Linked DNA regions of Homo sapiens: region 1 is linked to region 2. The links are chromatin contacts, found by Hi-C or POLR2A ChIA-PET in ENCODE. All regions are on one chromosome and are shown on one strand. The core of a region is the stretch at or near the end of the contact, and the rest is flanking DNA. Distances in the headings are between cores, read along the strand shown. Region 1 overlaps LPP (LIM domain containing preferred translocation partner in lipoma). Region 2 has its middle 31 kb from the start of LPP-AS2.

What was found. Hi-C counts contacts between places; a loop is a spot of excess contacts on that map. ChIA-PET counts read pairs that join two places held with the same protein, here RNA polymerase II (POLR2A). Pooled maps may share reads with other maps.
Region 1: a loop to region 2 is called in a pooled map, with 3 times the contacts of the local background. The contact joins two enhancer-like sites. A Hi-C loop is called at or near these places in 3 of 50 pooled maps. POLR2A ChIA-PET finds 5 or more read pairs at or near these places in 4 of 52 experiments (A673, Panc1 and activated T-cell).

The regions. Positions count from the first base shown.
Region 1 is chr3:188,280,782-188,285,083 of GRCh38, reverse strand. The region is part of intron 2 of LPP (LIM domain containing preferred translocation partner in lipoma); the gene reads right to left. Among named protein-coding and RNA genes, the nearest start is that of FLJ42393, 100 kb to the right of the region's middle. Within about 2 kb of position 1,628, at least 7 of the 41 ENCODE cell types and tissues checked have a DNase peak (open chromatin) inside an H3K27ac peak, as active enhancers do.
Region 2 is chr3:188,120,511-188,125,048 of GRCh38, reverse strand. No RefSeq gene overlaps it. Among named protein-coding and RNA genes, the nearest start is that of LPP-AS2, 31 kb to the left of the region's middle. Within about 2 kb of position 1,733, at least 3 of the 41 ENCODE cell types and tissues checked have a DNase peak (open chromatin) inside an H3K27ac peak, as active enhancers do.

The DNA.
Region 1 (4,302 bases), core at 379-2,878, 160 kb before region 2:
GGCCGGGACTCACAACCAGGGCCCCTGACCTCACATGCCCTGTTTGTTCATTTTTTTTTTCTTCACTTGCTTATGCCCCCTCTGAATTGCCAGTGCTACCATTTTTCAGTAAACAACCAGAGCAGAAAGTCAGCTCTGAACCGATACATCTCCCAACAGAGGAATGATTCGAGTCATACTTCGAGGAATAATTTCTGGGAAAGCAGAGGAGGTGATGCTATCAAACAGTGAAACCTAAAACTCCTACTCACTACCTGCCTGAGAGGGCAGGAAATGGGGCCGAGGCCCTTTCCCTACATGCTCCCCCTGCCCGTTTTTGTCTCTCGCAGTCATTACTAAACTTAGCACCGTAATCAAATGAAAGCTGTTTCCCAGCTGTATGGCCTTGGGTAAGTCCCTGATCTCCTTGGTTCTGTTACCAATACACACTCATGCACACATGCACGTATGTGGGTACACATACACACATACACACACATCCCAGACCATCCCTTCATTTCACCTAGCAGGATGGTAGCTACAGAAAGCCTCTGTCTTTCTTATCCTGCAAAACACCACAGCTACCTCCTAGGCATTCAGAAAGTGTCTCCAGACCCAGCATCTGAAGCTCTGACTTGAATCCTCCACCTCCCCCTTGGGCCTCCTGGGTCCCATCCCATTTCTCCTGCCCATCCTTCCCGTAAGCCCCTCTTCTCCAACCCACTTGCCGTTGTCCTACATTAGGCCTGTGCACCTCCACCTTGAATAAACACTAACTTGTCTCTCATTCTCAACCTTCCCTTCTAACTCCATCTTTCTCTGAGTAAATACTTCCAGCTCTGTAAGAGCTCCTCCTGGCCAGACACAGTGGCTCACACCTATAATCTCAACAACTTTGGGAGGCCGAGGCAGGCGGATCACCTGAGGTCAGGTGATTTGCCCACCTTGGCCTCTCAAAGTGCTGGGATTACAGGCGTGAGCCACTGCGTCCGGCCGAGATGCTGATTTTAGAAGGATATAAACCATATTGTGCCTAGAGAAGTGCAACCAGTTTGGTGGAGGATGTTTCCAGAGCTTTCATAGGAGGAGCTCTTTTTGTTTTATTAATTTATTTTTATTATTTTTTTTGAGATGGAGTCTCGCTCTGTCACCCAGGCTGGAGTGCCGTGGCGCAATCTCGGCTCACTGCAACCTCCACCTCCTGGGTTCAAGCGATTCTCCTGCCTCAGCCTCCTGAGTAGCTGGGATTACAGGCATGTACCACCACGCCTGGCTAATTTTTGTATTTTAGTAGAGATGGGCTTTCACCGTGTTGGTCAGGCTAGTCTCGAACTCCTGACAACCCTTCCTAATAATGATTAGTGTCTCCATTTTATAGATCTGAAAACTAAGGCCCCATGTCAAACATGTCTCTTGCAGACTTAGCACTGGAACCCAAGTGTCCTGGGCTGGCTCTTTTTCTCTTTCCTTAGTATCACGCATCCTCTTTCTACCTAATATATAGCATACTTATCTGAATGAGCCACTAGAAGCAGTAGTCAGCAGTACATGCAGAATCTGAACTGCAAGTCAGAAAAAGGTGTTTCGCAAGTAGCAATTCTAGTTAAGATCTCAACAGTGCTGTTGGGAGGCGGATTTATCAAGCACATCATGTGAGCAGTCTGACCCTGGACTGTTCCCAAAGGTCAGAGCCATAAAACGCAGCCAGAATTTCATTCAATTTCACAAATGCAGCAACTTGGCATGTCTGCTTTCCTTGTAACAGGGGCAACTGCAAAGTCTTCTTCAAGAAGATTAATAATCAAAGTCAAAAATTCAGAGGTCATCATGTAAACCACTTTCTCCTTTTTAAAAGCTAAGCTTTTCCAATATGAGGAGGGTTGACACTCTAAGAAGTTGAGAGCTAAAGAAGAGATGGCACATTCTGACCTAACTTCACTAGGAATGCCACCAGCATCTTAAGCAAACACCACCTCTCCTTGTGCCTCTAGAGAGACAGGATTAAGAAGGAGCCTGGGGAAAAGCTGATAGCTGCTCATAAAAGCCATGCTCCAAAACCAAGTTCCCAGGGGCCCTTCTAGTTCCCTGGGTTAACTGCATTTGACCTTCCAACCCCTCAGGCCTCCTCAGTAATTCAATTTAACAGTTACAGAGTGCCTATAAATGCCAGCTACTGAGCTAGCCTCCAAAGGATCAGAGATGTCTGCCCTCTGATCAGAACTCAGAAACAGATACCACCCATTGAATACAAGGTGGTGTATGAAAGTATCTCTGAAAGTACAAACTGTGTGATGGGAAATGGAGGAGGAGAGAGACTGACACCAAATGTGAAGTCAGATGTTTCTGAGAAGGTGGAATTTGAGCTAAGCATGAAGGATGCTGCCTGGCAGAGGTAGCCAGCAGGGTGGCACTGCACCTGGGATGAAGAATATGAACATGGGGTGGAGAGGCAGGGGCCAAAAGGAAGGCAGAAAGGTTGCCTGAAATCATGAGTGTAGGGTCCTAAGCAGGGATGTCACTTATGCCAGGAGCATTGGGAGGCCAAGAAAACACACAGCAAGTCTCAAGACAGAGGCTCTGAGCTCACTGCTCTTAGGAGCACCCCACCAAAATAAAGACTCCCTCTCCAGTAGCCCAAGGAGATGAACATGTGTACACAAGCCAACCTCCTGTCACCCTGCATTCCAGACAAGGAACTACACAACACATGCATCCCTCCTGCGCTACCATGGCCTCCTGAAGCTGGACAATGTTATCACAACCTCCAGTATTAAATACAAAGCAACAGTGGACCCAGAAAGTATATCAGCAGGAACCTGACAATTCAGAGCTGAGACTAGGTGTCCAAGACCTGATGTTTCAAGGACCCACAATATTATGTAAACGCCTGGCCACTGAGCCCCATATTAAGCTAAAGACAAGAGACTAAAAATATAATAAAGAAAGTATGAAAGGTAGGAAAGTATTGCAAGGGAGGGAGGGAGGGAAGGAGAGAGAAAAGGAGACGAACGGTAAGAAAACAGAATATAAGGGAAGGGAAAAGAGAGGAGGGGAGGAGAAGGACAAGGTAGAAAGACACAAAAAAAGGGAAGAAACGTCTCCCAAAGGGCAAGGTGAGAAGGAGAAGGGAAAAGGTTACAGTTATCCCTCTGCCTATAAGAATGATTATATACAAGTAAAACATGTGACTGCAATTCGGAGTAACTATTTCAATGTTTGTAGTCATGATATTTCATGAAAGAACAAAGAATTTAAATTTTATACAAATAACTGTTGAGGTTTTTAAAGCAAAAAATAAACATATATTTACAGGTATATAAATGTGAGACAAAAACTAGACACATGGCAAATTGCTAATGACGGTAACTTCTTGGAAGAAAGAAAGATGGGGGAGGAGAAAGGAGTTTGGAAAGTTGCAAAAATGGTCACAAATTTTCCCCTTCCCTACCTATGTCCTCATCCTTGCAATATGACTTTGGAGCTTTTTTTTTTTTTTTTTTTTTGGTAGAGTCTTCCTCTGTTGCCCAGACTGGAGTGCAGTGGGGTGATCTCAGTTCACTGAAACCTCCGCCTCCTGGGTTCAAGCGATTCTCCTGCCTCAGCCTCCCAAGTAGCTGGGATTACAGGCACGAACCATCATGCTTGGCTAATATTTCTGTATTTTTAGTAGAGACGGGGTTTCGCTATGTTGGCCAGGCTGTTCTCAAACTCCTGACCTCAAGTGATCCATCTGCCTCAGCCTCCCAAAATGCTGGGATTACAGGTGTGAGCCACTATGCCTGGCCTGACTTTGGAACTTCTGCCACCAAGAAATATACTCTTTCTAAACCCGCATCACTAATAAGTGTGTATTTGTTTACGGACTTATCCATACATATGTAAAAGGCTTTTATGTGCTTTACTAAATTCAAATGTCTTCCTACAAACAGTAGTAAGAACCACATTTATTAAATAATTCATATGTGCAAATTGTTTTAAGCTCTTCACATGCATTATTTCATTTTGTCTTCAAAAATTCCTTTGTCGCCTGTAATCTCAGCTACTTGGGAGGCTGAGGCAGGAGAATCGCTTGAGCCCAGGAGGCAGAGGTTGCAGTGAGCAGATATTGCACCATTGCACTCCAGCCTGGGCAACACAGCAAGATTCCCTCTTAAAAAAAAAAAAAAAAAAATTCCTTTGTCGTCCTATCATTAGCCCCAGGATAGAACTGACATGAAGAAGAAGCTGAGTCACAAAAATTAAACAACTGGCCTAAGGTCATTTGTATACAATGACCTGGACTCTGGATTTAAATCCAGACAATCCAACTCCAAAGCCCACATT
Region 2 (4,538 bases), core at 484-2,983:
GATGGTCTCGATCTCCTGACCTTGTGATCTGTCCACCTCAGCCTCCCAACATGCTGGGATTACAGGCATGAGCCACCACGCCCAACCCAGCCCTTCTTTTTCTAAAGGAGTAGCCATAAAGACTTTGCCAGTGAACCCTCTGAGTGCATCCACAGATGGCTCACTGTTTTGTAACCTAAAAGTGCCTGTGCAGACTACGTGCCCATGGCCTGCCTCTGGGACAGATACATAGTTGTTTTCCAGAAGACTGTTTTGGAAAGATGAAGAAATGAATTCTGCCATCAAATCCAGTTGTATCTTTCAGCTTGTTAATGCCACATAGAGCTTTATGCTTCTATTACCTGCACTAAAACACACCAGTGTCACTTAGTGAACTTTTTAATTGGCTTTTTAAAATAGTAATGTAATCAGGCTCCTCATGCACAAAAATCTGCAGACGGGCTGAAAGGGAAAATGTGAATCACAGTTTAAATACATGCTTTTCGACTGCTTTGTAAGACAAACAGATGTATTAATTAGCACATACTTTAGGGTATGTTATATACTTAAATGGAGGAAAGCGAACAGAATATCATCTCACCAGAGGCAATAAAGATTTGAGCTCTGACCCTAGAAACAAAATGGCATCTTGTTTTCAGAAATGCCTAGCTGTGAGAACAATGAGTCAGGGGCTTAGAGGAATGATCTCTGGATTTATGTAACAAGAAGGCTCTTGTTCAAGTGGTATATAAGAACTAGACCACAGCCTTAGTAATGTGGGGAAAGCCTTTTAAAGTAGATCCATATGAAGAAATTCAGTAGTCACAGAGCTAAGACATTTTCAAAGGTCTTTAGTAACAAAATTGTGCTAATGCCCAGGACTTAAGAATAAAAAGATTTAGACTGAAGGTAGAGGTGAGTCCTTGGTGTGCATTGTATTATGCTAAGTGTTATTGAAATAATTTAAAAAATGGCAGGGTCTGTACCATGTAGGAGATGACATTGAAGGGATCACATGGACATAATTATGGATTTAATGCAGCATATTTTTTAATGAGAAATTAGTGTTTTGTTTTTTTTTAACTGAAAGATCAAAAGAACTCTTTTCCTTAGAAGGAAGAAAATGTGATTCTTCCTTTTCTTGACCTTTTATGGCATTCATTCTTGCCCACCTTGGGCAGTTATTTTTGTATAGGTCTTGTCTTACTGGACTTCAAGAATGAGATAAAGGAAAAAGGACTATGTCTCATTTCTTTCTACTCCATCCCACACATAATGCTTCCCTAGTACACAGAGAATTCTCTGTATGTGTGTGCTGAATGAATGAATCATCAAAGTCAGTAAAGAAGACATAGGGCTCCTTCAAGTCCAGAAAGAATCTTCCCGTATCACTTTAGACGAAACTGTGTGAACTTGGCAAGTAAATGCACCTCTCTGGGGCTTCCCAGTAAAATGAAATGATGAAATGTTGGTAAAATAGGGAATGGTAAATTGGTTTCAACTTACATGCCTACTCAGTCAATTTCTCTGGACTCTAAGTCTGGATGCTCTTTTTGGCCGGATTGCACACTTCTGATATGAGAAGGCACGACCTTGCCTGGTGGGAAAGAAAGTGGCATATGGGAGCATTGTGTCTATGTCCTGCTCATCTGTAGGTTGCTGTATCTACGTTGTTTTAGAGAATGAGGAAGGAAATGACTTGTGAAAGTACAACATTAACAGAATGCAAACATTGTGACAGTCTTCACCTGACCTTTGATGTAGATATTTTCTTACCCTTTAGAAGATTTCCTAAAAGAAAAGCCATGTTTATCCAGTGCTCAGGTGACACTGAGCAGAGTAGGCTGTGGTATACGCTGGATTTCCAAATGCAGGCTGATGGAACCTCATGCTTTCACTGATAAGAACCACCTAAAATGCTTGTTTTAGGTATGGCTTCCTGAGTCCCACCCTACAATAAATTAATTAAAATCTTGAGACTAGGGTTCAGGAGGAATATTTATGCTAAGAAAATTTTCCAAGATGATTCTGACATGAAGCCAAAATTGGAAAGCACTGTTTTTCATGGCTGAATCATAGTCCAAAAGTATCTGAACAGGGTGAAACAAACATGATGAAATGTCAGAGACAAATGTAAATCCCTTAACTTTACAATAACAAGAACTGGGAAAACCTAGGCCGACAGCAGCATGTGTAATACAACTGCAGCTTCAATATTTGGTTGCCTGTAAGCTCTGGCTGAGCCAACTCTGAGATACAGCTTACCAAAACAGCGACAGTGGTGTTAGGCTGAAGGCATAGGAATATAATGACGAAGCAAAAGACAGCTCTCTTTCCTATTCTGTAGTTTCAGAAGACAGCTGCATTGTGTTCTTGATTTAGTAGGGGTAATTGTTATTTTTAGTAGCAATATAGAGTAGCTGTAGTAGTAATAACAATCCTTTATGCAGCACTTCATTATTTATAAGTTTATATTCAACATTTTATCCGCCCTAAATAAAAACTTCAATTTAGCTGTGTTATGCAATAGAGCCCATTGGTGGACACACTACTCAAACCTACATCTTTTATCCCCCAAGTCTCATGTCGTGTTTGGCAATGTGGAGAATTTACAGGCCAGGAGAGTAAGATAGCCGAAAACCATGCCATCAGAAAAAACAGAGTTCCTTACCCAGAAGAAGACTTCATAAGGCCTTGCCTGTTGTCACCGAAGGCCTGGTGGGTTTCCACAGGGAAGAGAGGGCAGACTTGTCACAGGAGGCCTCAGAGGACAGAACTTGACCAATGGTAAAAGTTACAGGGAGACATACCTTGGCCCACACCTTGACCCAAAATATTTCTTAATCATCAAAGTCCCCGAAAGATGAAACAGGCTACCTATAGGGAGATTTTGGAAAACTATGTACTAGGAATGGATGGGGAAGAATTTGGGGTGGGTGACTTCAGAGGTCTTAGAAGGGACCCTGAGTTGTGCAACCTGGGCCCATGCAACCTTCTGATGATTAGGGCTGCTGAAACAGCAGGGCTGAAGGCAGGAGTAGTGGGATAGAATGGCCTCAGGTGTGGGAAGCTGCCACTCTGCACCCAAGTGACTGAGAGCTTCACCTGTTTGCCCTGTGACCTGCACTGGAGAACCTCATACTTTAGCCTTAGCTAGCACATTGGGAGCAACCTGATATCCTGTATGCTTTGGGGAACCGCAGCCTTTCTCCTTTTACATGTGTTTAGTGAGCCTTGATTTAGTCGTAGAATTACAGATTTCTAGAGCTTAGAGCCAACTCAAAGACCACTTAGAGGTCATTTGGCCCAACCTGGCCACATTATAGACAGGGAAACAGACAGTTAAATCTGTGACTTAAATTATAAACACCATTAAAAATTAGAGTTAGAGGCCAGGCACAGTGGCTCGCACCTGTAATCCCAGAACTTTGGGATGCCAAGGTGGGAGGATAACTTGAGGCCAGGAGTTCTTGACCAGCCTGGCCAACATGGTGAAACCCCATCTCTACTAAAAATAAAAAACATAGTCAGATGTGGTGGAACATGCCTGTAATCCCAGCTACTTGTGGGAGGCTGAGGCATGAGAATTGCTTGAACCCAGGAGGCGGAGGTTGCAGTGAGCTGAGATCGTGCCACTGCACTCCAGCCTGGGCAATAGAGCAAGACTGTCTCAAAAAAACAAACAAACAAAAAACAAATAGAGTTACAAGAGAACCTCAGGCCATGCCCCATCTGGCCACACCCCTTCATTTTCCTGAGAAAAGGAGTGATTAACTAAGATCACTAAATGAGAGATGGCATGGCCAAGACTGTAGCCCCGTCCCTTGTCTCTCAGTGTGATGTTCCTACTGCTGACACGTTTCATCTCCTCTTTTCCACTGAGGACCTGTTCCTTCTGTCTCTTCCACTAGGGAAAATACCCTCTGCTTTGGGATGCAGGGAGGCTGGAGCTGAGCTCACAGGGGGCCAAATCTGTCCCTCTATGCCACAGTGCCACCTTCTCTGTGAGCCTGGCCTCAAGAGAGTGTGCAGCACTGCTGTGACTGTGGATGCAAAGAATCCTCCAAGCACGCAGCATAACAGAGGTGTTTTATAAGCTGCAACTCACACCGCTAAACGAACACACTAAACATTATTCCAGGTAATTCTACATGCTAATTCCTCCCTGAATTATTTTCATGTGTGTATTTGTGCGCTTGAGCCCAGAGTTAGTATTATGGGTGGAAAATAGAATGTAACTTTATAGTAGTGAATTTTTTAATGAGGTGAGGGGATAAACAGTGTTTAGCAATTTTCTTCTCCTTCTTTCCTCCCTTCCACTTTTGCTCTCTCCTTTCCTTTTTTCTCATCTTCCTTCCTTTCCTCCTGAATTCTCCAACTCAGGGCTGCAAGTATTCATCAACTGAAGAACGAATGTCCACCCTCTAAGAGCTTGTGCATATAGCCGCAATGCGAGGATGACTTACTCTCTTTCAGCTTTTTTGCCCGTCTCAGAACACAACTTTCTTTGTGAAAGTCTATACCCAAAGACAGTGCAAAATCCCTCTTAAGTCTGACTA